Regions from separate parts of the Homo sapiens genome. Here region 1 is linked to region 2. Evidence: chromatin loops called from intact Hi-C (ENCODE). Cell type or tissue: chondrocyte. All regions are shown on one strand. Each heading gives the region's core, and the rest is flanking DNA. Links, peaks and the distances in the headings are about the cores only.

Region 1 (15,441 bases), core at 3,056-11,055, 300 kb before region 2:
GCAAACACTTAAAACACTTCTGTGATCCCATGACCTTTGGTAAGAGGGAAGCCAGTTTTCTTAGTGGTTTCTTCTCCTTCTTCGTCAACTTTTTACTTAAGTCTCCAGGAAGGCTGCTACTAGTGTTAAACAGGCTTAAAGAGCCAGGCAGGGCTAGGCATAATAATATGCACCTGTAGTCTCAGCTATTTGGGAGGCTGAGATGGGAAAATTGCTTAAAACAGGAGTTCCCAGGAGTTTGAGTCCAGCCTGGGCAACATAGCAAGACCCTGGACTCTGTCTCTTAAAAAAAAAAAGAAAAAGCCAGGGCCAGGCAGGCTTGGCACCAGCAGCATCAAGCACTGTTAGCTTTCTGGTTGTACTTATTTTCATGGGGTCTTATCCCATTCATCTGTGCAGTTCTGAATGCCTAAGGCATGTAGGAGTTTACTGGAGGAAGGCGAGAAGAATGTCATGACAGAGGCCAACTAGCAGAAGGAAGCAGGGCACCTCCAGGACTTGAGGGAGGACTAGTGTGACTACAGCAGAGACTGAGAGAACTGCGCAGGGCTGGGAGGAGTCAAACCCCCATGGCCTTGAAGGCAGGTTGAGGACTTTGGTCTTTATCTTGAGAACAAATGGAAAGCATTCAGGATTTAAAGCAGGGGAGCCAAAGGGTCAGACAGGCCTTTTGTGGCATCCTCAGGATTACCACGGATTTGGTTTCTTATCACATTTGATCCCTTCTTCCTTCTTTCCTTGAGTCATACAAGCTGCTTGCAATCCCTCCTCCCAGAAATCTCCATAACTATGGTTACCAACCCTGGCTACACATTAGAATTATTTGAGAAGTTTCAGAAAATGATTCCCAGGTCCTAACTCCAAATAATAACAGTCATACAGCTGGAGTTGGGGCATTTTAAGGCTTCTAGGGTGAGTCTGATATGCAGCCAGGACTGAGAATCATGCTCTTCTCTAGAGTGTTGCAAGAGCAGCTCCTCAGTGCCAAAGTAACATGGCAGGTAGAGTTGGTGACCCAAGTAAGCCCCGTGTGTCTGATGAGGCCAGATCTGGGCCTTTGTCACCTGGATCCCTGCTCAACCCACAGCTTCATCTCGGTGCTAGAGCTGGAATCTGGCATGAAGGGTCCTGGAAGTCTCTCCGGGTTTACCCTCATTCTGTAGTGACAGTCACCTTTCCACTTTGTTATCAAAGCTGCATCCTGCTTTGAGAAGAGACAACTAATTATCTGCTATTTTGGCACTCTCTTTAATTCCCCTCTGACTTCCCTCACTTGGTGGCTTTTTACCTTGTGTGTTTGTTTCTCACTTGTTAGCTTAGTGTTTGTAGCTGATGATATATACTGACATAAAAAGGCTAACACAGGTAAATAATTTTCTTACTTTTGGGTTTCTTATTTTGGAGACAAAGTCAATTTGGCCTGGTACAGGAAAAAAAAAAAAAAAAAAAAAAAAAAATTCCCTGAATAAATGGAAAGGAGTAACAGGCTAAGTTAGAAGACTAGATATCCCTGGTTATAAAGCCTTTTAATCTAACAAGAAACTGTATTGAAAGGGAGAGTCAAGCTTCTTCTTTTGGAAGAATTTTAATGCCAAGAAGGATCAAACTTCAGTCTCAACAACACACAGCCATGAGCCTTCAGGGGCAAGGAATATCTTCTCATTTCACAGAGTGGGAGAGGGAGATAGAGAAACTCAGGGATTTGGAAAAATATTTTCAGGTGAATCTTTGTTAGAAAAAGAAATAGTCTTAATTTGAAACTCTGTCAATTCAATTGTATGTTGCTTAGAAGAGTGTCAAAAGAACTATCTTTTTTTAGATATAAGAATACATATGTGGCCAGGTGTGGTGGCTCACGCCTGTAATCCCAGCACTTTGGGAGGCTGAGGTGGGCAGATCATGAGGTCAGGAGCTCGAGACCAGCCTGGCCAACATGATCAAAACCTGTATCTACTAAAAATACAAAAATTAGCCAGGCGTGGTGGCATGCACCTGCAATCCCAGCTACTCAGGAGGCTGAGGCAGGAGAACTGATTGAACCCAGGAGGTGGAGGTTGCAGTTAGCTGAGATCGCACCACCGCACTCCAGCCTGGGAAACAGAGCAAGACTTCATCTTGAAAAAAAAAAAAAAAAGAATATACATGTGAAATAACTTCTATTTAAAGTCATTCATTCACTGCAACAGATTGGAAACAGCCTAAATGTCCCATCAATTGAGGACTAGTTAAATAAATTATTATTAGCTTATACAATGGAATATGATGCAACCATTAAAAAGCACAAGCATCTCTTTTTTTTTTTTTTTTTTTGAGACGGAGTCTCGCTCTGTTGCCAGGCTGGAGTGCAGTGGTGCGATCTCAGCTCACTGCAACCTCCGCCTCCCGGGTTCAAGTGATTCTCCTGCCTCAGCCTCCCAAGTAGCTGGGACTATAGGCGCCCGCCACCACGCCCAGCTAATTTTTGTATTTTTGGTAGAGATGGGGTTTCACCATGTTGGCCAGGATTGTCTCGATCTCTTGACCGGTGATCCACCCGCCTTGGCATCCCAGAGTGCTGGGATTACAGGCGTGAGCCACTGCGCCTGGCCTACAAGCATCTCTTTATGAATTAACGTAGAACTGCAAGATGTAGTAAGTAAAAAAAAAAAAAAAAAAAAGACTCTGGGCCAAGTGTGGTGGCTCACACCTATAATCCCAGCACTTTAGGAGGCCCAGGTGGGTGGATCACCTGAGGTCAGGAGTTCGAGACCAGCCTGGCTAACATGGTGAAATCCTGTCTCTACTAAAAATACAAAAATTAGCCAGGTGTGGTGGTGCGTGCCTGTAGTCCCAGCTACTCGGGAGGCTGAGGCAGGAGAATCGCTTGAACCCAGCAGGCGGAGGTTGCAGTGAGCCGAGATCGCAACACTGCACTCCAGCCTGGATGACAGAGTGAGACTCCATCTAAAAAAACAAACAAGCAAACAAACAAAAAGACTCTGAACAATGTGTATAATATGCTAAGATTTGCATATAATATCTATCTGTGTATGTATCTATCTGTATTTGCTTATATATATGCATTATACATTCTAGGAAGGGGACACAGGAAACTAGCAACTCCAGTTGTTCAAGGGAAGGGAGCTGAGCAGCTGGAAGGCATACTGTTTTCTACTTAAATTTGAAAAAAAAAACCTTCTGAATATATTTCAGATTCAAAATTTGAATTAAAGAAACTAAACCTAAATAAAATGTGATGTCACTTTTAGTCTGAGTTACAAATGCATGATTAAAACAGAGTGATGGAAACAGGTAATAATACTTGGTGAGTGAGCAAAACAAATGGAGGGACTGTAAATTCAAATCCCAGTTCTGTTATTTTGGCCAGGTTGTTTGCTCTTCCTCTGTTCATTCAGCTAATGAACATTTATTGAGTGTCTGCTGTGTGCCAGGTACCGAGATAGGCACCGGGGGCACAAAGATGAAAGATGTATTCGTAGGATGCTCACTGGCTTGTGGGGAAATGACAAGTCAGTTTGCAATGCAGCGTGATAAATGTTGTGGCAGATTATGACAGGTTTCTGCAGGGCCTCATGGGAGGTGAAGCTAAATTAGGCTGGGAAGGTTGTTTACCAGCAGACACAGTGCTAAATCTTGCAGTGAAGGGAAGGTAGAACAATTCCAAGCAGAGGAAGCAGCATGTGCTGGTTAGGGGATAGTTTGGTGCGGGGGCAGTGTGTGGACAGTGTAAATTAGACACAGGCCAGATCTTGCATGTTACAGTTCGGAGTTTAAGAAAAATTGCACATGTTATATTTTTCTATTTGTAAAATAAATACATCTTTGATGCTTGGAATTTAACCAGAGGGCCAATGGGGACACAGTAAAGAATTTCAAGCAAACCACTGATAAGACTGAGCTGTATTTAGAGCACTGGCAGCAGTGTGGTATTATAAGACTGGGAGAGGAGGAGGAAGAGTCACAAACACTTTGTGAACACAAACTACAGCATTGAAACCAACATGTGAGAGGCGCTTTCTCCGGTGGCTGAAGTACAGGTCCTGCAGTCAGGCTGTCTGCACTCAAGTCCTAACTACTACACTTGATGTCTTACAGACCATAGGAGTTACTTAACCCCTGAGCCTCAGTTTCTTCAACTGGAAACCGACAGATGCTGGACAAGTGATCTTAGGTTATCTTTTCCTTGGAAAACCTTCCAGCCATCCTGCCCTCCACTCTCATGCACAGCCCCCCTGCTGGGCATGTTACTTTTAGGACCACAGCAGGCTTTCTTAGGGAGCTGCTGGGAGGATGGAGGAGCATGTGCTGCAGGAGTCTGAAGTGCGGCCTCCAGCCTGTCTTGAGCCAGCTGCATGACCTATCATAGAACCTCAGCTTCTACACCTGTGAAATGGGAGTAATAATAAATAATTGTAGAGTTCTCAAAAGGCTTAACCAGGAAGAGACATTTGGAAATTCCATGTAACATACCATATGATACATGAATATAAATGACTAATTTCAATACTTTCTAAATGATGGAAGAAAATCAGGATCTCATTCAAAAGTTTCAACTTCAAGGTAGTATAACTTTTCCTGTGTAACAGAAAAGTCCCCTACATTGTCTTTGTTAAAGACTATGATTTTGGCCGGGCGTGGTGGCTCACGCCTGTAATCCCAGCACTTTGGGAGGCCAAGGTGGGCGGATCACGAGGTCAGGAGATCGAGACCATGCTGGCTAACATGGTAAAACCCCGTCTGTACTAAAAATATAAAAAATCAGCTGGGCATGGTGGCGGGCGCCTGTAGTCCCAGCTACTTGGGAGGCTGAGGCAGGAGAATGGCGTGAACCCGGGAGGTGGAGCTTGCAGTGAGCCGAGATCACGCCACTGAACTCTAGCCTGGGTGACAGAGCGAGACTCCATCTCAAAAAAAAAAAAAAAAAAGACCTTATGAAAAATCATAAAGTATCTTGTGTTATTAAGATAAAAAAGATTAATATATAATATCAAATCTCTGCTCCCTTCTTGGGTTCTGCAGCTAGAACAAAGAAGTACAACTAGGTACACAGGAACAGAACAGACAGACCTCATAGATCTCTGATATTGTGGGGATTTTTGGCTTTGAATCCTAGCTCCCTCTGCTGCCAGCCATGTGACTGGTCATCTCTGAGCCTCGGTTTCCTCATCTGCACAGTGGGGATCAGCACAATTACTGGGAAGGGTGACAGGAAGATTATACAAGGCTCAATATGTGAGGGGCCTGGCCCTTAGCAGGGATCAGTGAATGTTCCTTTCTCCCTTATGAATTGAGTCCTTTACAGATGTGAACATTCTTTCAAAACTATTAGTTCATGTAATTCTTGCTTCACTGTTGAGAGGCAGGTATGGAGTTCCCAGTATTATTATTATTTTTTTGAGACAGACTTTTGCTCTTGTTGCCCAGGCTGGAGTGCAGTTGTGCGATCTCAGCTCACTGCAACCTCCGCCTCCCGGGTTCAAGAGATTCTCCTGTCTCAGCCCCCTGAGTAGCTGGGACTACAGGCACATGCTACCATGCCCGGCTAATTTTTTATATTTTTAGTAGAGACGGGGTTTCACCATGTTGGCCAGGCTGGTCTCGAACTACCTGAGGTGGTGATCCACCTGCCTTGGCCTCCCAAAGTGCTGGGATTACAGGTGGGAGCCACCATGCCCTGTCAGGTCCCAGTATTATTATTTCTGTTTTATTAAAGAGAAAATGGAGTCTCAGAAGCATCACAAGGTCACTTAGTATCAGAGTGTCAGAGAAGTACCCCTTGCCCCACCCAGGGCTTCCCAACTACTAGTCTGACACTTTAATATTGATAATATTATACTTAATTCTGTTTTTTTTTTTTTTGGAAATAGAACACACTCATACATATTTTTTCCTGGGAATATTATTCAAGTGTCCTGGCACCATTAAATCTTGAGACCAGCTCGTGATCCCTCTACAACTTTCCTGCCAAGTGGTCATCAAGGCACGTTTAAATGATTGTGGAGACAAGAACTTATCTCCTAAGGCACCCTGCTCCATCTTTGGATGATGTCCTAAGCCAAGCATTATTTTCCTGTTGTATGTGAAATCCACAGGTTTCGGGGCAGCCCCCTTCTGCTTCGTGGGATGCATGTACACCTGCCCACATACGTAATGCTTGGGACTGGTCTCAAAACAGGTGGGGCAGCTCTAACTCCAGGCATGGCTGGCTGTTGTCCGTGTTCAGGCCAATTCCTCTACCTTGCATTTGAGGGCACTATATGCTAACTGTGTGGGAACTGCGAGGTGGAAGCTTATTTCTCATTCTTCAGATGTTCTGGGCATAACATACACATCCTTTGATATCAATGTGGAGTATAAGGATATTCAATTTGATATCTAGCATTAATAGGCATTATTGCTATTTTCTTCCCTACTACCATGACCTAACCCTGATAATTTAAAAAGTCCCTGAAAAAAACCTCTATCCTTATTCATTCATCAATTACCATTTCTTTTTGAAAAAACACAAATTGAGTTTTTAAAAACATGGTTCAAAAAATTTTTTTTTCTTTTTTGATTTAGAAAACAGGCTGGTCTCAGCTGGGTGCAGTGGCTCACGCTAGTAATCCCAGCACTTTGGGAGACTGAGGCAGGTGGATCACCTGAGGTCAGGAGTTTGAGACCAGCCTGGCCAACATGGTGAAACCCTGCCTTCAGTGTTGTAAAGAGGTTCTTAAAATGTGAGAAGTTCACATGCAACAAATGGAAAATGAATGAATGCTCTCCTGTAGTAACGTGAGCCTGCCTCTGCCACAACATTGTGCTATTACCTGTTTCATTGTTTATCTTCCTGTTAGATTCTAGGCTCCCTGGAAGGTCAAGGATAGAGATGATTCATCTCTGTATCCTCAGTGCCTATCACAGTGTCTGATACTCAGAGCATATTTAATATATGTTGGCTGAGGGGGCCGGGCACGGTGGCTCACGCCTGTAATCCCAGCACTTTGGGAGGCTGAGACAGGCGGATTGCGAGGTCAGGAGATGGAGACCATCCTGGCTGACATGGTGAAACCCCGTCTCTACTAAAAATACAAAAAATTAGCCTGGCATGGTGGCGGGCGCCTGTAGTCCCAGCTACTTGGGAGGCTGAGGCAGGAGAATGGCATGAACCCAGGAGGGGGAGCTTGCAGTGAGCCAAGATCGTGCCACTGCACTCCAGCCTGAGTGACAGAGAGAGACTGTCTAAAAATAAAAATATGTTGGCTGAGGGGAACCGAATGATCAGTGGGAGAGAAAGCTTTATATTGTCTCCACAGAACTTGAGTGGGACTGGAGGGAAGGGCAAAATCCTGTGGGGTCAGAAAATCTTCCTGGTGCAGATGGAATGTGTCCATAGGAATGGAATTTTCTAGAAGGAGTGCTGGATGCTTAGCTAACATGATAGGCAGTGTTTTTGATTGGACAGGGCTCAGCTGGGGGCTGCAGTGAGGCTTTATAACAGATGGTTGAGCATAGGCACTGGAACTGGGCTGCCTGACCAAATCTTGCTTCTGCCATTTACCAACTGTGTGACATTCGGTAAGTTACTTAGCCTCTCAATGCCTTAGTTTTCTCATCTGTAAAATGGAGTAATTCTACATACTTAGATTCATTTTATGAATTAAATAAATGCATGCATATACAATTTAGAACAAAGCCAGACACAGAATAAGTCCTCAGTAATGTTAGCAACTGTGATTATTTTTATCTCTTTCCATTCCCTTGTTCTGCCTTGACCTTTCTTATCACCTACCCTCATCCCCTGCAACGTGCAATGCTTCCTACATGCCCCAGGCAAAAATGAATGACATGCCCTGCGGACAGGCAGGAGATACACAAATGAATGTATAGGATGAGTTGGTTTCCACACAGCTCCAGGTGTGGAGGACAGCCTGTGTGCTCTTCTCTGTTTGAACTCATCATCTTTGTCTGTACTACCCTGAGACTGTGTCTTACTACATGGCAATCCCCAGGAATCTGGGAGCTACCACATCCATAAGGAGAAGGTCTATCTAGGGAGAGCAGTGAACACTGAACATTTCCAAGAGAAGGTCTTTGGGGCAAAGACTGGTCTGGGAGTCAGAAAGTGTACCGAGCGTGTACTTCGTGAGTCCTTTGGAAGCAGGCTGAGTTGCCATTTCTGTGAGTCTTGAGGGAGGTGGACAGGAAAGTGGGCCTTAGGGATGACAACACTTTTCCTTCTATAATACTGTGCCAAAATTGCTGGACAAAAAAAGTGTAATACAAAAGCATTGTGGATACTAAATATACAAGCAATTATTGTAAAATTCCCCACTTTGAATTCTGCGTTCTTAGATGCTCCATATTTTCTTTTTGAGACAGAGTCTCACTCTATCACCCAGGCTGGAGTGCAGTGGCGTGATCTGGGCTCACTGCAAGCTCCACCTCCCGGGTTCATGCCATTCTCCTGCCTCAGCCTCCCGAGTAGCTGGGACTACAGGTGCCCACCACCACACCCGGCTAATTTTTTGTATTTTTAGTAGAGATGGGGTTTCACCGTGTTAGCCAGGCTGGTCTCGATCTCCTGACCTCGTGATCTGCCCGCCTTGGCCTCCCAAAGTGCTGGGATTACAGGCGTGAGTCACTTTCTTATCTCATTTCCTTAGCAGCTATCACCTTTGAACATGCTACACACTCTGCTTGTGTATTAGGTCTGTTGTCTGTTACCTGTACTATCCTGGAGCAGGGTAGGGATCTTGGTCTGTTTTGTTTACTGATGTATCCCAAATGCCCAGAAACTGCCAAACACATAGTAGATAGCAGGTGCTCAAATATTGGTTAATGAATGGTGACTGTGATGATATTTCCTCCCAGAAAGTACGATTCATAATTCTCTCAGCCCTAAGTGAAGAACTAAACTGTTGCTAAGAATAAAAGGGATAGTTTCACCAGATAAGTCATGGAGTATGGCAGTATTTTTTGAATACTCGTAACAAATATCTTTTCTTTTGACGTCCAGAATCATTCTTCTTTCTTGTAGTTTTTTTTTTCTATAGAGATGGGGTCTCACTATGTTGCCCAGGCTGGGTTGCAGTGGCTATTCACAGGTGTAATCATACCACACTACATCCTTGAACTGCTGGACTCAAGCGATCCTCCCACCTCAATCTCCTGAGTAGCTGAAATTCCTTCTTATAGTTTTCAGTACCCCATTTTCCTCTGTCAGACATCCTTTCTCTTCCCATTTTCAGTCCCTGTGGCTCCAGGGTGGGCCAATGGCATTTCATTTGGGTATGGATAAGTGACCCACATTTGGTTTATATTCAGTACCGGAATGACCTGGGAAATAGAAGCTGGTGGCCAACTTGCCACCCTTGGGGAAGAGCCTATCTAAGAGGAAGCCCCGAAAAGCAGAGCCCAGTCATGGACAGAGACAGATTTTGGGCAAATGCATGACTCTTAATCAAAGCCCCACCTTGTAGAATTGGGATTGGGGCAGCCCAGGGAATTCGGAGGGTGACCCTCATGACCTCCAAAGGCCCTGCCAGTCTATAGCACTAGATAGAGCCACCATCATGCACTCCGCAAGTATTTGGTTTCTTCTGCCCCATTCCTGTCTTTCTCAGTCATTTCTTATCAAAGGCCTGGAATATTTCCTCAAGGGTACTATGAAGGATCTGAGATCCTTCCATGCCAGGCCTGGCTGTGTTCCTGGTCAGTTTCTTTCACTCCATGGCTATTTATTTCCAGTTCAGTAAGCTCTGAGGAGGGCAAAGAATGGGTAGGAAAGGGGCCCTAAACCAGAGAGTGTGCGATGAAAAGGATGGGCCAATTCATGGAGCATTTAATGAGCACCTTCCATGTGTCGGGCACTGTGTTCGATGCTGGGGTGGGAGGGAGTATTGCAAAGATGGACAAATGCCACCCTCACTATAGAAACCCTCAGAACCCTTAACTTGAAATGAAGCTGAGCTTGTGAGATCAATGAACTCTTAGAGAACAGAAAGCAAGGCCAGATATCCAGAAAGGAATTTGCAGTTGACGTCTAAATAGTTAACTCAAGAATCAGTCTTCTCTATAGTAGTAATATCAACTCTACCAAGTGACAGTGGTAAAACAGTAACAATTATTTTAGCTACTGTCAAGATAAAATGAATTATATTTGACTGTTTTATGAGGTGGTTTAAAGTTACTCTTTCTCCTCTCTGTTCCCTGTCCCCCACCACCCAAACCAGACACCCGACTGATTTGTCCCCGATGGCTGGCTGTGATTACTGTCCTAATTTGTTCTTTCTTCATCTGCTACAAACTGCCTATTTTCTGTCCCTTCTGATAATGCAGGAGCTCTGAGGGACTTCTGAAGCTGTTTTTGTACCATGCAGAAGTGTATTAACTGGAATTCCTGTGTTTGTGTCTATAAAACCCCTCGTCTTCTCAGTGTGAGATCACCTTCAGGAACGGCGTCATGTCGATGTGCAGCTTGCGCGTGTAAAATTCTTTTCTGTTTGAACATATCAGCGCTTTATTTATACAACTTTGAGGCTCTCCTGTCTTCTGAGCTGCTGCCTCCAAGGACTGCTGGGCTCCCTGTGAAGAGAAGCAGAAAGCCCGAACTTTCATATGAATGATATACAGTGCAACAAGAGCTAGTCCAAATCCCCAAATATTTACAGAAGGCAATTTTAAAAATCATTGAAACAATAATACGCAGCAACTATTGTTACTGTTGAAGACACAGAGGACCCTATAGAGAGAAAATAGCCCAAGACTGTTTATTAATTAATGCCTACGGAAGTGGAAAAAGGGACCTTCCTAGGTCCCAGGGCTTTAATTATTTAACCCTCACAACAACCCTGTAAGGCAGGTACTGTTACTCCCATTATACAGACAGGAAACCAGGAGGCTCTGGGAGGTTAAGCAACTTGCCCAAAGCCATTAGCTGCTATATGGCAGAGCTAAAATTACCATCTGTTGAAGGCTCCTTTTTAATGAGATATTTTTGATACTTATATAGTGGCTGAATGGTTATCAAATCTGCTTTGCAGCAAATATGGTTATAGCAAGATTCCAGTTTATTTCCAAGATGACAAAAATGAATTTGATATGTTAGGAAGACTGATTTGAACAAATGTAGCAGAGACAGAAAGAAGAATGAGCTAACAGAGGAGTCTGGGAGGCCCCGGGGGCTCTCCGAGCTTCTGGGCTGTACAAAGGGTGTCACATTTCAGGACACCACAGAATTGGATCTGAAGTTGCCCTCCAGCCCATGCCCCACATTGCAACCTGGCTGCTCCTTCGAAGATGCATACTGGACCATATCACTTCTCTGCTTGATACCTTCAAAGGCCATTGTCCTCAAGAGGAAGGCCAACTGGCTTACAAGGTTTATAAGCCCTTCCTGCCTGGCCCTGGATGATCTCTCCTGCTTCATTTAGTCACACAACAAATATTTATTGGGTGTCTTTTCTATGCCAGGCAGAGCAGATAGGGCAGTGCCCAAAGGGATGAAAGTCTCCACCCTCATGAAGAGTGCACATCCATTCCACTGAAAGGGAAGACAGAATCAATAAGGAAGTGGAACATAAGTACATCTGAAGGTGGTTTGTGACAGGGAGAAAAATAAAACACAAAGTGGGCTGAGGGAATAGCTGGGGATGGAAGTGGAGGCTGCAATTTTAAGCAGAGAGTCAAGGAAGGTCCCATGAAAAAGCAATGACTGAGCAAAGCTCTGAAGATGGTGAGGGAAGGTTCTAAGGTCTATCTGCATGAAGTGTTTACTTGGCTATGGGAATAGCAGGTGCAGAGGGCCACATGGGCACCAGCCCTTGAGCTCCTGGAGCAAGACCTTTGTAAGTGTCCTTCCCTCTCCCCTTCTTCTGACTCTTCTTCATCTTTCAAGTATGGCTTCCCTGTGCCCCTGTGACCACCCAGAGCATGAGCACCTCCCCACCATTGACCACAATGATTGCTGAGGCTTGTGCAGCCATCTCTCCTCCTCCTCTAGACTGGAAGCCCCCTGAAGGCAGGAACCATGGCTGTTCCGTTCCCATTGTCCCAGCAGTTTCTGGCACAGGGTCTGGAAATGAACACACACTTGATACATATTGGCTGAACAAAAGAGTAACTAACAGGTTATGGCCCACCTCAATTCAAAGGAGGAGGGAGCAGTGAAGATACCTTTACAGGAAGTATGTGTTGACTTCCAGAAGACAGTCCTCTAGGTAGCACTGGTTCCTCATTTCCAAAGATAAAATTTATTATTTTTGGGACAAATTTGCTGGGGTCACATACATTAATATGTCATGAGATCACCCTGAGTGTGGATTTGATAATTTCCATATTTTCTAGGAGACTCTCAGAAGGCCATCTCCCTGGGCAGTCATAAACTCTCCCTCCCATAACATTTATATTACTTTTAAACATTAATGATGAATTAACAATTGGTGAGTCCCCACAAACAGTCATCATTCCAATGAACACCCACACCCTTTTCTTTTGCTTTGAAATGTGGCTAGAGATAAAGATTTTTCTGGATAAACACACATCCAATTTTTTTATCATCTCAGCCACATATCTGATTAGCTTTTCAGGGTGAGACAGTCCCTCTCCATTTCTCGATAAAATGAAAGCATTTGGTCCAAGCTAGACTCAGACAAGGCATTTCAAGCTTTCTAGCCTCCACAATCATGCATGAATCACTGGATAGAATAATAGAAATCAGATGATAATGATTTGAGGGAAATTTCTCCATTATCCCCAAGAGAAGATTTTGTGTTAGATGGGAGAACAAAAGGCATAGTCAAGACGAGTTCCAACGCCTGAAATTACTTTAACTCCTTATTTGGGGCTCAGATTGAAGAGTGGGGGAGTTGAGAGGCTTTGAGAAAAGTCTCCCCAAAGCACTTGACCTATAAATCTTTCGATAAAACAATTCTCCTGACCATATGGCTCATCTCCCTAATGTTCAGAGGCCATCAATTCTAACTTGATGGAATGTTTTGAGTGAAGGCTCTATACCCACTGGAATGTGAAGTACTGTTTTTGCTCATTACGTTCAAGTGTTCTAATGAATGAATGATAGTGAAAGGGGATTTGGGATATGGGAGGAAAAAAAAGATTAAACATATAAAGAAGAGGTAGTGATGGGAGAAGAAAAAGTCAGAAAATTGAAAGCAGGAAAGAAAGTCGCATGCTAGGTCCGGTGCAGTGGCTCATATCCGTAATCTCATCACTTTGGAAGGCTGAGGCAGGAGGATTGCCTGAGTTCAGGAGTTTGAGGCCAACCTGGGCAACACAGTGAGATCCTGTCTTTACAAAAAAATTTAAAGAAAATTAGCTGGGTGTGGTGGTGTGTGCCTGTAGTCCCAGCTACTCAGAAAGCTGAGGTGGTAAGATCCTTGAGCCCAAGAGTTTGAGGCTGCAGTGAGCTATGATCATGCCACTGCACTCCAGCCTGGGCAACAGAGTAAGGCCCTGTCTCTAAAATAAATAAATATAAAAGTAATAACAAATACAAAAATAAAAATGAAAGTCACGTGCTTGGTTGGTTTTTCATTTATCCATTAAACTGATATTTATTAAGTGCCTACTATGTGTCAGACAAACAAACACACACATAAGCAAGATGATGCTTTTAGGTGGTGACTAGTCTGTGAAGACAACACAATGGTGCTAGGAGGGAGGGTAATGGGAAGGGGGTGGCCGCTTGGCTTAAATGGTCAGAGGAGGCTGCTCTGAGGAGAGAGCTGGATGACAAGCTGGAGCCAGCCCTGGATGAATCTATCTTTAGCAATCAGGGTAGCTGGTATCTCTGTGGTCTGATTATTTATTTATTGAATTATTTTATTATTATTATTATTTTTTGAGACAGAGTCTTGCTCTGTTGCCCAGGCTGGAGTGCAGTGGCGCAATCTTGGCTCACTGCAACCTCTGCCTCCCTGATTCAAGCAATTCTCCTCCTTTAGTCTACCGAGTAGTTGGGACTACAGGTGTGTGCCACCATGCCCGGCTAATTTTTGTATTTTTAGTAGAGATGGGGTTTTGCTATGTTGGCCAGGCTGGTCTCGAACTCCTGACCTCAGGTGGTCCACCCGCCTTGGCCTCTCAAAGTGCTGAGATTACAGGAGTGAGCCACCGTGCCTGGCCCTGTGGTCTGATTATTTAGAGGTAAGCAGGGGATCTTTTAAAAGGAAATTGGAATTCCTGATTTCTAGGCCTGTCTGCCCCAGTCTTCTGGGCTCCATCCTTGACCCCATGAGGCACCCCTCTGTTTTCTGAGTGGCAGAGCAATCAAAACTGACACTTGCAGCTCTTGGGTATGTTGAGAGCAAAGACAGAAGAATAAATAGTGATCAGGAGTCAAGGTCTCTAAAGGTACAGGAGAGAGAAGAAAACACAAGGTTAAATGGAAGGGAAGGAAAATGGGGGAACTGAAGAAAGCAGAGATGCCTGAAGGTTTTTTGTTTCTTTTATGTGAATACTTTGGTGGAGATGATTTAAAAACTAATGGAATGGACAGGTGCGGTGGCTTATGCCTGTAATCCCAGGACTGCGGGAGGCTGAGGTGGCTGGATCACTTGAGGCCAGCAGTTCAAGACCAGCCTGGCCAACACAGCAAAACCCATTTCTACTAAAAATACAAAAATCAACCAGGCATGGTGGTGCAAGCCTGTGGTCCCAGCTACTTGGGAGGCTGAGGCATGAGAATTGCCTGAACCCAGGAGGTGAGCGTTATAGTGAGCGGAGATCGCGCCACTGCACTCCAGCCTCGGCGACAGAGCGAGACTCTGTCTCAAAAAAAAACACAAAAAACAAAAAACAAAAAAACAAACAAAAAAACCCCACACCAAACAAACAAACCAAAAAAACTGATGGAATGGTGAAATGTTTAGCAGAAAAACAGAACCCATCCCTTCACCTATATTGTACTGCAAATACTTTAATATTTTTATGTTCTGCTAAAAACACCTGGAAGCCTTTCTCTTTAGTAAATGAAACAATAAAGATTAACGAGTTAATTTGGTAAAGCTGATTTGAATTGCACAGAAGGCATTGCGTAAATACTTGGCATTTAAAAAGTTATCTGACATTTAAAAGGAGATGACTGTTAATGAATTCAAGAGCTAATCTTATACTCTGACAGAGTGAGCCATGGAAAATCCAGGATTATTATCTTGCTGTAAACACAATGTGATTCAGTTGAGCTATCACACAGAAAAAAGGGAGAGCTATTGGTTCCGTACAAATATCTAGACTTACACACATATATAATATAGCAAAACTTAAAGAGAACATCCATTAAAATTACAGACGCATCTTACTGTTTCCTTTCTTACTCTTGGATTATAATATCTGAGCTACAGACCCAGGGAGAAATCCTTCTCCCCAGTAATTTTTCCTCCTCCTTTCAACTGTTATATTTTAAATGGTCACTACCATGGGTTGGCTCTCCAAACAGACTTT
Region 2 (15,441 bases), core at 4,547-12,546:
AGGGTTTCAATACAGACTCTGCTGCTTCAGTTTTGCTGAGACCTCATGTAAGATACTTTGACCATCCATGGCAACCCTCAGTTTTCTTTCTTTTTTTTTCTGATTTTTTTAATTTAATTTTTTTCATTATTGTACTTTAAGTTCTAGGGTACAGGTGCACAACCTGCAGGTTTGTTACACAGGTATACATGCGCCATGTTGGTTTGCTGCACCCATTAACTCATCATTTACATTAGCTATTTCTCCTAATGCTATCCCTCCCCCTGCCCCCCACCCCATGACAGGCCCCGGTGTGTGATGTTCCCCGCCCTGTGTTCAAGTGTTCTCATTGTTCAATTCCCCCCTGTGAGTGAGAACATGCGGTGTTTGGTTTTCTGTCCTTGCGATAGTTTGCTCAGAATGATGGTTTCCAGCTGCATCCATGTCCCTGCAAAGGACATGAACTCATCCTTTTCTATGGCTGCATAGTATTCCATGGTGTATATGTACCACATTTTCTTAATCCAGTCTATCATTGATGGACATTTGAGTTGGTTCCAAGTCTTTGCTATTGTGAATAGTGTCACAATAAACATACATGTGCATGTGTCTTTATAGTAGCATGATTTATAATCCTTTGGGTATATGCCCAGTAATGGGATTGCTGGGTCAAATGGTATTTCTAGTTCTAGATCCTTGAGGAATCGCCACACTGTCTTCCACAATGGTTGAACTAGTTTACACTCCCACCAACAGTGTATAAGCATTCCTATTTCTCCACATCCTCTCCAGCATTTGTTGTTTCCTGACTTTTTAATGATTGCCATTCTAACTGGTGGGAGATGGTATCTCATTGTGGTTTTGATTTGCATTTCTCTGATGACCAGTGATGATGAACATTTTTTCATGTGTCTGTTGGCTGCATAAATGTCTTCTTTTGAGAAGTGTCTGTTCATATCCTTTGCCTACTTTTTGATGGTTTTTTTTTTTTGTAAACTTATTTAAGTTCTTTGTAGATTCTGGATATTAGCCCTTTGTCAGATGAGTAGATTGCAAAAATTTTCTCGCATTCTGTAGGGGCAACCCTCAGTTTTCTCAATGCAAATTGAAGGTGGTATTCACCTGAAGCGAACCAATGAAATAATGAGTGCAAAATGCCTGCTCTGGACCATTAAACAAAATAAATCCTATCTGCTTTTCCTTCCTCTTTCCCTTCCTTTGAAAAGTTATGGGCAGTATAAACAATGCGTGGCCAGGCACTTGGACCCAGGACCCGGGTGAACCCACACTATGCCTCTTACCAGCTGTGTGACCGGAAGATATTGCTTAACCTCACTGGGCCTCAGTTTTCCCACCTGCAGAAGAGGGATAGTAATAGTTTCTACTGCATAGGGTTGTGAAAGTAGGATAGTAAATGTAATATAAAAATTTCTTCACTCTGTCTCTTTTTTTCCTGCTTCTCTCCCTTTCTGACATAACATCCCTCTCTCTCCCACTCAGGTGTTTCTGCCTTATTGTTAGTTCTCCTTGGAAACCTCCTCTAAATGTCTTCTACTAAAATTCTAACTTGCTCCAAGCCCCAGTTCCTCTAAGTCTGACTTGATTTCTTCTGAGTCCTCAGTGTGGGTCAGTGGTGTGTTTCTTAGCTTGGTAGTATGGTAACATGAACACAAGCCCAAGCTCAAGTCTCCTTTTTGCCACTTACGAGCTTTGAGACTTTAGGGAAATTGCTTAGCCTCTCTGGTTAAATAATTGAGAAGTTTCCAAATCTGTAAAATGGGAATCATTTTCCAGTTGCTGGGAGAATTACAAAAGATTAAGCACGTGGCCAGTCGTAGGGGCTCAGTAAGTGTTAATCTTATTCCTTTTCTTCTTTTGGTTCTGACCTCTCATTTTGGAGAGGTAGGTTCTCAAAGGGAGCTGCATACTGGCATCGTCTGGAAACCTTTACGAGAAAGGAAGCCCTGAGGTTTGATTCAACTAGCCTGGGAAGGGTCCAGACATTGGTTACTTATTGTACTGTTATTATGAGTTTCTTTTGGTTTTTGAAAGAGGTTCTTATTCTGTTGCCCAGGCTGGAGTGCAATGGCATGAGCATGATCACAGCTCACTGCATCCTTGACCTCCCGGTCTCAAGCCATTCTCCTGCCTCAGCCTCCTGAGTAGCTGGGATCATAAGTGCACACCACCACTTCTGGCTAATTTTTAAAATTTTCTGTAGAGATGGGGTCTCCCTATGTTGCCCAGGATGGTCTCAAACTCCAGTTTCCAGCAATCCTCCAGCCCCAGCCTCCCAAAGTGTTAGGATTACAGGCATGAGCCACCATGCCTGGGCTGTTATTATGTCTTCAATGGTCTCCAGAATTTTCCAGCGAGGAGCTAAGGCAGAGGACCTTTGGTCTAGCAAAGAGGGCAGGGTCTATCACTCACCAGCAACTCAACAAACACTTCTCTGAGGCTCATTTCCTCATCTGTAACAACTCAAATGAGGTTGTTGTAAGAATTTAATTAATCAATGTATATACATGTTGCAGAACACAGTGTCTGACACATACTTAATATGTTTGTTCAGGGATGTGAGAGAGGAAGCATGACAAGGGAAAATTCAGTTCTCGTAAATTCTGCCAGAAAAGGATGACCTGTAATAGTTGCCCCAGGACCCCAGGAATAACAACATTTTGTACTTGAGTCCATGTTTGGGGTAGAAGGATTGTGCTGACGCCCCTCCCACCTCTATTTTGTAGCTACATTAGCTGAGACAGGAATGGATGTGTCCGGGTCAGTCAGGGAGCTGCTATTAAGCAGAAGCAAAGCCCATCGCCTGTTTGTGGCCTGCCCTCCCACTCAGGCAGATAACCTGAGGCTGAATGACCTTGCCTCTCTCCCATTGATTTTTCCCAGTAGGTAAGCTGTGAGTGATCAGTGAGAGAATGATCCACAAACAGATAGGCATTTCACACAGCACCATTTCAAGAGGAGTCTGGTTTCTCTGGCTTCAATAGCCTCTAAAAATAATAGGTCTGGAGGTAGCTTGTTTCCCTTCTCCTTCCAAAGACAAGAGTAAATCATTAGACCTGATTTTTCTCCTTCTCATCCCTCTGCAGTTCTCTCTAAAAAGAGTTCTCATTTGAGTTCAATTGGAATTCGAGGCAGGAAAAGCAAAGTTGCAAAAGGAAAGTAATAAAGCAGAGCATTTAAATTTCCAAACTAAGTGGAGTGAAATCAAAATGAGGGCAGAACTGTTGCTACCATAGTAAAAACCGTCCATTTTTCATAAATATTTAATAAAGCTCATTTCACAACGGAATTCAAATCTGGTAACCTTAGTCAACAGAGATTTGTTGATTGATTTAGTAAAACATCACTGCACCATTCTGAGTCTCAGCTCAAGGTAAAACATTTTCTAGTTACTATAGTCTTGCCACAATCACCCTAAGGTTATCTTATAGTGCTGTCTACTGAACTACACCTCTGGAATTTCCTGAATACAATGCATTCTTGAGATACCGTATATTTAAATAGTTGATAATGTTGTTAGCCTTATTTCGCTATCTGAAGCAGTAACTTGAAAACTGCACTGCCAAAATCTGTAACTCTTTTTCTCCTACGTGCCCTTCACCCTCACCCCAAACACACACACACACACACACACACACACACACACACATTCACTCATGTCCTCAAAACTGTTTGCTTCACTCTTCCTCAGGTAGCTGGCTTGGAAGTTTCTCTAGTATTTGGCTCAAGGCTTCCCAAGCTTTTTTTTTTTTTTTTTTTTTTTTTTTGTTGAGATGGAATCTTGCTCTGTCGCCCAGGCTGGAGTGCAGTGGCACGATCTTGGCTCACTTCAACTTCTGCCTCCCAGGTTCAAGAGATTCTCCTGCCTCAGCCTCCTGAGTAGCTGGGACTATAGGCACACACCACCACACCTGGCTAATTTTTGTATTTTTAGTAGAGATGGGGTTTCATCATGTTGGCCAGGCTGGTCTTGAACTCCTAACCTCAGGTGATCCACCCGCCTCGGCCTCCCAAAATGCTGGGATTAAAGGCGTGAGCCACTGCACCTGGCCCTTCCCGAGCTTTAGAGTCCCCTTTGAGCATCATCAGGATGCTCTAAAAGCCAGTGTCCTCACTGAGGGTGCTCCTTGGCATTGTTCAACCTTGGTCCTCCAACTCATATTTGTAGCGTATCACTTTTCTAATTGTGAATCAAAACTTTCTGTGGATTCTGAGAAAATATCCCATCCGCTAAAGCCTGTTCCTGAGGTCTCTGTAAAGGAAGGAGAGACCAGGCCTTGCTCCTGGTGGATGGAGAAGGTGGAGGGAATGGGCATAGTCAGGACTCTCCCCTCTCTTAGAGGCAGGGCTATGACTGAACTCTGTCTACCCCAACAAATGATTTTTGACCTATGGCTTGATCATGCTTTTCAGTGAGTGTTGTATTTAATGAGGCATCATTTGACATTGACAACTCCTTGTAGTCTCCACAAATATTGAAGGGCCACCACATGCAGCCAATGAGCTCAGCATTGAGAATACACAGGCATGGAACCCAGCCCTCTTCCAGTGAGTGCTGGCCATATGATTTCCATGGTATTGCTAGGATTACCTACTAGTCTCCTTTAGCTCCTCTGGCTGTTCCTTCTCAGCTTCTAAAGACTCCCTTCCCTCTACCCAGTCCTGCAGTACTGGCCCCACAGGGTTCCCTCATTGTCCTTTCTTCTTTCTCTACACTCTCTCCTTTGGGCAACTAAATTCACACCTGAGGCTTTAAATACCGATTTAAGCATGTGACTTCTGTATTTCTAGGCTGGACTTTTGTACTCACAGTTTATATTTCTACTTGCTTTTTAGATATCTCCATTTTGTGGTTCCACAGATACCTTAATCTCAAAATGTTAAAACCTTATACTCATTACCTTCTCTATAAATCTGTTCCTTCCCCCTTCTGTTTCCTTTGAATAAAATAGCAGGGGTGGCCGGGCACAGTGGCTCATGCCTGTAATCCCGGCACTTTGGGAGGCCAAGCTCACATCTCTTTCTTTAAAAACCATCCCTAGGGCAGGCACGGTGGCTTATGCCTGTAATCCCAGCACTTTGGAAGGCCGAGGTGGGTGGATCACTTGAGGTCAGGAGTTAGAGACCAGCCTGACCAACATGGTGAAACCCCCGTCTCTACTAAAAATACAAAAATTAACTGGGCATGGGGCCGCACACCTGTTATCCCAGCTACTTGGGAAGCTGAGGCACGAGAATCACTTGAACCCTGGAGGCGGAGGTTGCAGTGAGCCAAGATCGCGCCACTGTACCCCAGCCTGGGTGACAGAGTGAGACTTCATCTCAAAAAATAAATAAATAAAACTATCCCTAAATTCCCCAAATTAAGAGGGCCATTTCCCTAGTTCCTTCTTTTCTTTTATTTTCCTGTTCTTTCTTGTCATATCACAGCCAAGTCCAAGATTTCCCTAGTTTCTTAAAGATCCCCAGGCAATGCTGCTGTAGTATACTTCCCACATTGTATTATTTATTTATTTTCCCCTCTAGACTATATTCCTGGAAGGCAGGTACCAGTGTCATATTTATTTTTTACTCTCTCAGTCCCTAGTACCTAGCATTCAATACATATTTGCTGAATAAATAAGAAGTAGATGGTTGGATGAAAAATAAAAATGAAATAAATATATTAAACCTTACTTTAAAAACGTTAAAGTAACTCAGGTGAGCCCACTTGTATACCTGCTCTGTTTATGTGTGTTTCTTTTGTTGTTGTTGTTGTTTTTCTGAGATGGAGTCTCACTCTGTTGCCCAGGCTAGAGTGCAGCAGCATGATCTTGGCTCACTGCAGCCTCTGCCTCCTGGGTTCAAGTGATTCTCCTGCCTCAGTCTCCTGAGTAGCTGGGATTACAGGTGCCTGCCACCACACCTGGCTAATTTTTGTATTTTTAGTAGAGACAGGGTTTCACCATGTTGGCCAGGCTGATCTCGAACTCCTGATCTCAAGTGAACCACCCGCCTCGGCCTCCCAAAGTGGTGGGATTACAGAAGTGATCCGCCCGCCTCGGCCTCCCAAAGTGCTGGGATTACAGGAGTGAGCCACCACACCCAGCCCCAGCTCTGTGTTTTACAGAGCTTGATGGTGCAAAGCACTGGCCATAAACATGGAGAAGGAGGCTCTGGTTTGAGCCATTTACATGTTATTTGGCACCTTGAGGCAGGCCTCTTTTATTCTTCAACTTGGAAGGAACTTTTATTTCTTTTTAACATTAAGAACATTTATTTATTATTTTTTAATTAATAAATTAAAATTGTATATATTCTTGGAGTTTTACTTTAGAAAAAATACTTTTTACCTGCTTTCACTCACTTGCAATTTTTCCTAATCTTAATTACTTTAAGATCATCTACTCCTCCCTCAATAAAAACTAATAATTGACACCAAATAAATTAAAGATGAGAAAACTAAAAATAAATGTAGAAACTAGAAGCAACCATTAATGAAGATCAAAGTGGCTGTGTATCTAAATTAATTTCACTGACTGATTTGGGGGACGGGTTAATAAAGATGTTAATAGTAACTCCCCAGGAGCTTTCAGCAGCGCTCCAGAAGTGAGACAGTAATGAGCCCAATCGAGGTTCATAGATTCAGTGAACGCCAGTGGCTTCATTAGCTGTAGCGAGGGAGGCTGCTGGAGTCCCAGGGTAGGAACTCCACTCAGATTACACTCCTGAAATATGTCGCCAGGCTCACAGATTCTAAAATCACGTCTGGGTGGAAAGACATAATCATTTGGAAATGAACCTGCAAAAGTTTATGGCCAGTCCCCAGTCTAGGGCACTGTTTTAATTACCAAATCATTATATCTGCCCTTTGATAATTAAGGTAAAGTGGAATACGGCTACGACCCACTTGGAGTCCAACAGGTGTGGATATTCTAGGTCACCCCCTTCCTGGTTAGGTGACCCTAAGCAAGTCACATACCTCTCTCAAAGCCTCAGCTCTCTCATCAGTAAAGTAGGGTTTACAACATTGTCTCTATCTGATAAGGCTGTTGTGAATCAAAGTAAAGTAAAATATGTAAAGTGTCTAGCTCATAGTTAGTCCTCAATTATTATTACCATTATTAAGGTGAATAATAACTTACATGTTCTTCTTTGCAAAGCAGACAATAAGAATTATTTAGAGTCCAAGAGGGTGCAATTGGAACTAGAACTCAGGTTTTCTAACTCTTAGTCATTGATTTCATTTCACAAATATCTACTGACTACTTATTATGTGCCAGGTAGGGGGCTTGTGTAAAATACTAGAAGCACTAGAAGTGGTCAGGTGTGCTCTGTAGAAAACTTCAGCACTCTTTCCACTATACCATGTTTGGGTGAAATTAACAATGGTAACACTAATGTTGTCTGTGATTTAGTAGCCCTTACTAGATACCCATTATGTAGCATGTAGATGACAAGGATTCTCCCAGGGAAAGGCCCTGTGGGTACAGAGTGGGCAGACATATTACTGCAGTCTAGGTGTGGGGAGCAGAATGGACCCATCACCAAATAAGAACAGCCTTAACGGGCACACAACTGACTTAGGTAGGCATTTGAAAACTCAGAGTCAGCTCTTAGGATGTGCGGATTCAGGCAAGGTTTAGGCCATGCAAGTAAAAACAAAAGTCAGTTCTGGTGCCTGGAGGTATTTCTGACCTCTAGAAGAAAGCCAATATTTCTAAGGGAGCAGAGATAGCATCAGTTCTCACACACCTGTCACTGGGTCTGAACCATGGCAAGTCACTGAGCAGCTGAACTTCCACACTGTGTAAAAAACCAAATGGAGGCAGTGGCTCACACCTGTAATCCCAGCACTTTGGGAGGCTGAGGCAGGTAGATCACTTGAGGTCAGGAGTTCGAGACCAGCCTAGCCAACATGGTGAAACCCTGTCTCTACTAAAAATACAAAAATTAGCTGGGTTCAGTGGCGTGCGCCTGTATTCCCACCTACTCGGGAGGCTGAAGCAGGAGAACCGCTTGTACCCAGGAGGCGGAGGCTGCGGTGAGCCGAGATCATGCCACTGCACTCCAGCCTGGGTGACAAGTGAGACTTCATCTAAAAAAAAAAAAAAAGAAAAAAAAAAAAACAAACCAACAAAAAAAACTGAATGGGAACTTTTATTGAGTACCTACTAAAAGTTAGGCACTATAGCAGATGCAATTCAATATAATTTATTTTTCAGACTCATCCTGCAAAATGAGACAGAGGGATACAACATGATTAATGAAAGGAGAACAAGGTTTGGATGCAGATTTCAGCCATTTCCAATAAGTATACACCTCTCTGTGAGCCTAGGAGAAAGCCTCTGTTTCCTCATCTGTAGAATCGGGCTACTCCACCCAGCATCGATCTTGGCAGGCAGTAATAGGATTAGCAATTGTGTATGTTCTGTGTCTGGCACATAGGAAACACTTTTACAATGATAGGATTTCTCCCATTTTGCAGATTACAGAACTAGGAAATAAGTAACTTCCTCAAGTTACCCCAGATAGTAAAAGGGGGAGCTTGGACTTACAGTTCCATATGAATTGATGCCTGCAGTTAAAGCCTCTTTTATCAATATCTTTCCCCTTAGTTCAACCCACTGAATAACTCCCTTGGCTAATAGCTCATACAACCAAGCTGATGCCGACCCAGATGCAGACCTTAGCTTGTGCTCACAGCAAACACAGAGACTTGCTCAGAACTCATTGAGCCCAAAGCAGAATAGCTCTTTATCATCCCAGTGGGGACAAGGATCATTTTAATCATCTTCTGTCTCATAGTGGTTTCAGACGCAGTGAAGCTCTCACACTGGATTTAAGGTCAAAATGAGACATTCCTAGAACAAGGCTGCATTGCTGCAGTACGATGCTGTCCGATGTCAGTATGCCATCCATGCTGTTTCTTGCTTCCACCTGGTGGTCAGAAGTTGATAAAGCAAGCATACTGAAAAACAACTGGGCATCCCTTGGCCTGTCGCTTATGGTACATCTGATTCTGGTCCCTGCAGGGCTTTTAGTACCGCTTTCCTGCCTTTTGATTTTCATTACGTTCTTCTAGTGGAAAAACTTCCCACGTGCAGTGTTCTTTCCTAGGACTAAAATAACCAGGATAATCCCGGATGCTTCCCTGCGGCTGAGCTCATGTCACAAATCAGGCATGATTTTCAGCAGATATTTCTTTAAAAGTTTGAAGGCCTCTGTGGACCCTATTCCCTTCTTTATGGGAACAAGCATCAAAGAGACAGGAATAAAATGCTTTGCACGCACATCAGGAACTAATTGCCAATTTGGCAAATGCATTGACTAATGTCATGCACTGTTATTTCTAAATCCTCTCCTGTCCTTGACCCCCAGTATCTAGATGTAAACTTGGAACCATTAGTGGAGAAGGATAAAGTCTTCTGGTGCCTCAAATGGAATTGAGAGGGATTTAAACTCAGCGCTTTTGAGTTTGGTGAAATGAACCCAGCAGTACATTAATGCTAGGATTTGAGCTCACACAGCGTGAGCGCTTTCAAAAACCGTGTTTAAGGAAGCAAACAGAGCTATGACAGACCCTTTCAGTGGAGCAAAAGGAGTTGGATGAAACAATCAATGACACATTAAAAACCACAACTGGGCTGCAATCATGTAGGCAAGAAAAAAAGTTTCTCTTTATCGCAGGATCTTTGCATCTAATGAGATGGTGACTGGACAACCTCCAGAGGAGTAAGGCCTCCGTTTACTTTAGTTGAGAAATGTCTAAATATTTAGTTGATTCTCTTAAAAGCTCTACATGATTCTGTAGCAAACTGATTTCTAAGGTATGATCTTATCAGCTCTGTATTGCCATTGGAACATCTATTTAAAGGGAATTTGAGAAAGAAAAATCAGAAAATATTATTAAAAATACAAATGTTAACTTTTTCTCTCCCAAAATTAACTATTTTTAATACCCTTCAGATGCTTAGTTTAGGACCAATACCTTTCCAGCTAATACTTTCTCTTAATTTGTTCTAAATTGAGAGAACTCTCGACTGGGCTCCCCGCTGGGCTCCCTCAAATTGTACTGGCTGAATTCAAAGTTTGGGGGTGCTTATGACTACTTCGAATGAAATGGAAAGGAATGGAAATCTCATCCAGAATGGTATTCTCTGCTTCTTGTATATTCCTCCTTTCTATTGGTTCTGATGGTGAAACCTACACTGTATGGTTTGGCATAGCCACTGCCCAGGGCTTCAGTCTTCAAAGCGGAGTGGCTCCTGAGTGCATTTTCGTGGGAGTGGTAGGGAGAGCTAAGAAGGCTAAAGGAACTTTGTAAAAATGTCTCTAGAGGTTCGCCATTTGAATGCACAATACTGTCTTCTACTAGCAGATTTTAGCCAAGACCAACATTCAATTTGCTCTAAGTTTCTGGGATCTTCAGCGCCACAACTCCTGTCCATTCTAGCTACGGCATCCATTGGGGCTTTAAACTCTTCCAACTTTCTGATAGCAGAATCCTCTCCAGCTTGCGGTTCTTTATTGCTTCCTGTGGAGTATTATTAAGACTCACCAAACTCTCTCCCCTCCCCCACTGCAGGAGGCCCGCGCAGCCCCGGCCCGCCAGCTTGATTAATGTGTCTTGGCTAATTGTGTGAAAGACGGCAGCCCTTTAGCAAGTGTGACCAGTTTATTGTTCAGCCAATCACGGGCGCCTCAGTTAGCATGTGAAAAGGGGGTGTGCTGCCGGAGGAGGGTGAGTGTTCTGGCGGCTGAGTCAAAGGAGGAGCGTTTTGGGGGGTCACAGAGCAACACCCACTTCTTTGAGGGGATGTTACTATGCTCTACTAAACCTGTAAACCTCTTACTCAAAACACTTTTTTCTCCTCCCTCTTTTTTCAAGATTTATTTTTTTTCCCTTGGTGAAAGCAGGCAAGACACTGGGTACTCTGCAGATGGAGTTCACGTTCCAGGGTTTTTAATATTTCACTTTTATATTTCTGTTAGAGAATGATCCTGCTGAGAGTCTGGGAATCCGTGCTCGTCAGAACCCCCTCACTGACATTTGGATATATTGCTCTGAAAGCTATCCCAAGAGAAAAGATTAAACAAAAAAAGCGCCTACTTTTCAAAGCCTACTTTTCAATCTGCCCACATCAAAATAAGACAACTGGCCCTTTGAAGTGGAGGACACAGAGTTCTCAGCCAGCTTGCTTAAAACGGGGAGTGGGGGAGACAGAAAGGAAGGGAGGGAGGGAGTGAAAGAGAGAAGGAAGGAAAGAAGGGAGGGAAAGAGAGAGAGAGAAGGAAGGGAGGGAGGGAGAAAGGGAAGGAAGGAAGGGAGGGAGGGAGGGAAGGAAAAGCAAGTTTCCAAAATTATACAACCCTCTTACCTTGCCCAGGTTTAATCAGGCACTAGAATCTGAATTGATGGCTAGAAAACTTACAACCCTGCTCATCAAAGCTCCAAGAAAACAGTTAACTGTCAGAGAAATCCGACTGGGTCAGCATCAGGTGACTTTTTAAAAGCTGTACAAATGGAAACTTTGCTGTCCTCCTAGAGGTGTCCAGATAAGGCCTAGAAATGGAGGCATGGGTGTAGATGGACACTGGATGGTTCTCCCAAGTTCCGGACAACTGGACTCCCTCAAAATTGTACTGGCTGATTCAAAGTTTGGGGGCTCCTAGGACTACTTAGAATGAAAAGGAAAGGAATGGGAAGCTCATCCAGAATGCTGCTGACACGGTGCTCATCTGTGACACTTTCCTGGCTCCCAGCTTGTCTTCTGCTCCCCTTAATCACTGACATTCAAGTGTTTAGAAGCCACAGCAGCTCAGGGATGGGGATGGGTAGGGGGTGGCTCAAAAGGAACTTATTGACTCACGTAAGAGGATGTTCCTGAAATGCAGATGTTGGAGACCCTTTTAAAACACAGTCCTTGGGATTGAGTTATCAATAATACTGACCCCATGGCCCAAGATAGGCTGGACTTTTAAGATTTCCAAATCCAGGTTTAGACATCATGTCTATGGCTAAGGTTCCAACTCCCTTTGCTCCATAAGCTCAGCCTGGCCCACAGCCACAAACTCTCCAAGCCATGGAAGCAGGGCTCACAAATGAGCACCCCAGTAACAAAGAGAACTGGTGAAAGAGTGTGGGTGAATGAATCCAAACCCAAACACTAGAGATCCAAGAATGCACCCTCTCCATCTGTGTAGCCCCAGCGCACGGCACAGCACCTGGCAGATAGTAGGTACCTGAAAATTTTTGACTTATTTGGATTAAATTGAAAACTTAAAAGAAAAACAATGGATGATGAGCCCTATGGATGTTGGGCCTGGAGACTTTTCTTCTTATATAGAAAAACTGCACATTGTTTTGAAACAACAGAAAATTTTTTAAAATGTAACATATTTTCTCTGTTTTATTGGAACCCAGTTATCTTTTTTTTTTTTTTTTGAGACGGAGTCTCGCTCTGTCGCCCAGGTCGGACTGCGGACTGCAGTGGCGCAATCTCGGCTCACTGCAAGCTCCGCTTCCCGGGTTCACGCCATTCTCCTGCCTCAGCCTCCCGAGTAGCTGGGACTACAGGCGCCCGCCACCGCGCCCGGCTAATTTTTTTTTGTATTTTTAGTAGAGACGGGGTTTCACCTTGTTAGCCAGGATGGTCTCGATCTCCTGACCTCATGATCCACCCGCCTCGGCCTCCCAAAGTGCTGGGATTACAGGCGTGAGCCACCGCGCCCGGCCGGAACCCAGTTATCTTATTAAGCACACAATCTGGCAGGGAAGCACTTTGGCCAAGTTTCTTGATTATTGCTCTCACCAAGACATTTTGTATTAAGGATCACTGTTGATTGCCTGGACCAACCTGAAACCCAAATGTCTGAAGTTTGGGGGAGCAGCATATGCCCACCACAGTAGCTTTGTATTGGCATCATCCAAATTGTTTCCTACAATCCATCTGTGACTCTAAACTTCTGCTGGCATTCTCAGTTAGGAAGCTGAGGGAAAATAGAGAACAGAGTGGACAGGGAGAAGTACAGGCAGGGCAGGAAAAGATGAGAGCCACGTTCTCCTGGAAACCATGGCAACTGGAGATAGGAGCAATTTGCAGACTGGACCACGGCTCCACAAGAAACTTGTTCTTTTTTCTCTATCTCAGACCAATGGAAATAGGCACTATTCTAAGTCCTGTGACCAGAGAGTAGCATTTTTCTCACGTGTTAAACTCTAGAAAAATAGTTAGAAATCATAAACTATTTGCAAATGATATTAAGGCCTTTTAGCAATAGATATAACCATTCACAAAGCAGCTGAAAGGACTTTACAGTTAGTCTTTAGCTTGCTGTAGGGCTTCCATAATCCTGGTGGTTCAAGATGCCAGATCCCTATGGATAGCTGTAAGCAAAAGTATTGGATGCTAAAGAAAATAAGAAAAAGAGTCCCCAGCTCCCTATGTATTTTATTCTCTTCTTTAATCACATTTTAACTCTACCTACAATTTCTTGCTCTCAGGAAACCCTTCCAGGATAATCTCATACCAAAGTTAGTAAGGACAACAGGCCAGGCGCGCTGGCTCATGCCTGTAATCCCAGCATTTTGGGAAGCTGAAGCAAGTGGATCACCTGAGGTCAGGAGTTCGAGACCAGCCTGGCCAACATGGTGAAACCTCATCTCTACTAAAAATACAAAAAATTAGCTGGGCATGGTGGCGGGTGCCTGTAGTCCCAGCTACTTGGGGAGGCTGAGGCAGGAGAATTGCTTGAACCCAGGAGGTGGAGGTTGCAGTGAGCCGAGATCGTGCCACTGCACTCCAGCCTGGGCGATAAGAGCAAAACTCCATCTCAAAAAAAAAAAAAAAAAAGTAAGGACAACAATTTGGGAAGATTTCATTTTTAGTAATGGAACAATGTAAGACCATAAAGACTAGAAAAATCTGGCTTGGAGCATATCCACCCTAATCTTGTCGTTATCTGTACCTTTCTACCTCCCCTTCAACCCTGCCAGTGAGAGCTCAGCTTTGGCATGGGCTTTATTTGCTTCTTCAGCTTCTAATATGATCCTTCATCCTGTAGTTCAGTGCCTGTCTCCTCCCCTCTGTCTCAACATCCTTGAAGTGACTACTGCTTAATCTGATCCCTCTGATGTGGCCCTGCGACAGCTTCTCAAAGAATTCCCCCATGGATAACACTTCCAGCACTTCTAAATCGATCCCAGAAGCCAGTCTTGAAAGATGAAATGTGTGAGAGACAATGACCAAGTGTCAGGTTTACAGGCAATGAATGAACTCTTAGTAAGTATAACCTACAGACAGCTTACTTGGCATGTCCTAGGCCTAGCGAGCCTCTACCTCTGTTCTGTTGCATTAGCTTTCTTTTTATACATATGCAATTCAATACTAATCAATACACTTATGACAGTCAGGGGGCCCAAAAGTGAGCCCATCTTTTGAGTTGTTCTTTTGAGCCATTGGGTATTTGACAATGGATGTGGAATCCACAGTAATAGTCATTTCAAATTCTATTCAGCTTGCTACTTGTGTTTTACAGAGCTGGGGAACTGGTCTAACCTCAGCTACTCTTTCAGTGTCTTCCTCATACAAAGATTAGTCAGGGAATATATGAATGTAGAAATTCCTCTACACCCATCTTTGCCGCTGAGTTCACAATACAAGAACGCCCTGTTAGCGTGGCCAATGCTCTCCTTACATTACTAATTCTCAGAGTATTCAGAAGCTCAGATCAATATTACCTGGATTGTAGTTAGGTAGCTTGGAGACTCCCGGCCAAGTATCCTCTGTAGGGACTCCCAGCACCTATATAAAGCCAAACAAAGAAAAAGAAAGGTGAGGTGGGGAGATGAGGTGGATGGAAGAGGTATGGAGACATGCAGGACAAATCAGGGAAGAACAGGGAAGCGTCAGATGTATGTCCCATTGCATGACACCAGCTGATGTATACGAGAAAGAAACTTGAGTGTTTCCAACGTTTGTGGTTTCTTGGGCAAAACTGTAATACATTCCTATGGTCCGGGGCCTGCATTCTTACTGACTCACTTGTTCTGAGGCAGATCATACAGCCTTGCTCAAAGTCATGTTCTCATCACTGAACATTTACTGCATGATTATCATGCATTAGGACACCATGTTGGGAGCTAGGGATATAAAGAAGCAGGAGTGACTGTCTCTTTGCCTTGCATCAGATGACCACATGTATATTGACAGGAGACACTTGACAGCTTAAATTATGCCTCAGCATGGGTATTCAGCTGTTCCCTGATGTGCTCAAATTAAAAAGGATTCAGATTACTGAGCTTCAGGCAATGGAATGTTGGCTAAAGATGACCCCAAAACTAACTCTAGTCTTTTCTATTACATTCATCTCATCTGCTTGTTTTCTCTGTGACTAGCAGCTTGGAATATGGTATTTGGTTTTTCACTGATGGATTGTCATGGGAACAACATCACTTGAAAA

What was found. A loop is a pair of places that touch in the nucleus more often than their neighbours do. Peaks named below come from ENCODE experiments on the same cell type or tissue, not always from the same donor. Only the 100,000 strongest peaks of a DNase experiment are listed, where the experiment ranks them.
Region 1: a loop joins it to region 2, with 3 times the contacts of the local background. A loop is called at or near these places in 13 of 110 quality-filtered maps.

Annotation. Positions count from the first base shown.
Region 1 is chr2:202,149,798-202,165,238 of GRCh38, reverse strand. It overlaps KIAA2012, which reads right to left. Exons shown (of 24, transcript NM_001277372.4): 14 at 10,429-10,566. Among named protein-coding and RNA genes, the nearest start is that of KIAA2012-AS1, 40 kb to the right of the region's middle. RefSeq lists an enhancer at 15,283-15,441. In chondrocyte, for the core only: CTCF peaks have their summits at 6,048 and 6,250; no DNase peak of the experiment used is centred there.
Region 2 is chr2:201,854,216-201,869,656 of GRCh38, reverse strand. CDK15 (cyclin dependent kinase 15) reads right to left here. Exons shown (of 14, transcript NM_001366386.2): 10 at 14,720-14,783. Among named protein-coding and RNA genes, the nearest start is that of CDK15, 55 kb to the right of the region's middle. In chondrocyte, for the core only: CTCF peaks have their summits at 8,712, 8,921 (motif pointing left) and 10,915; no DNase peak of the experiment used is centred there.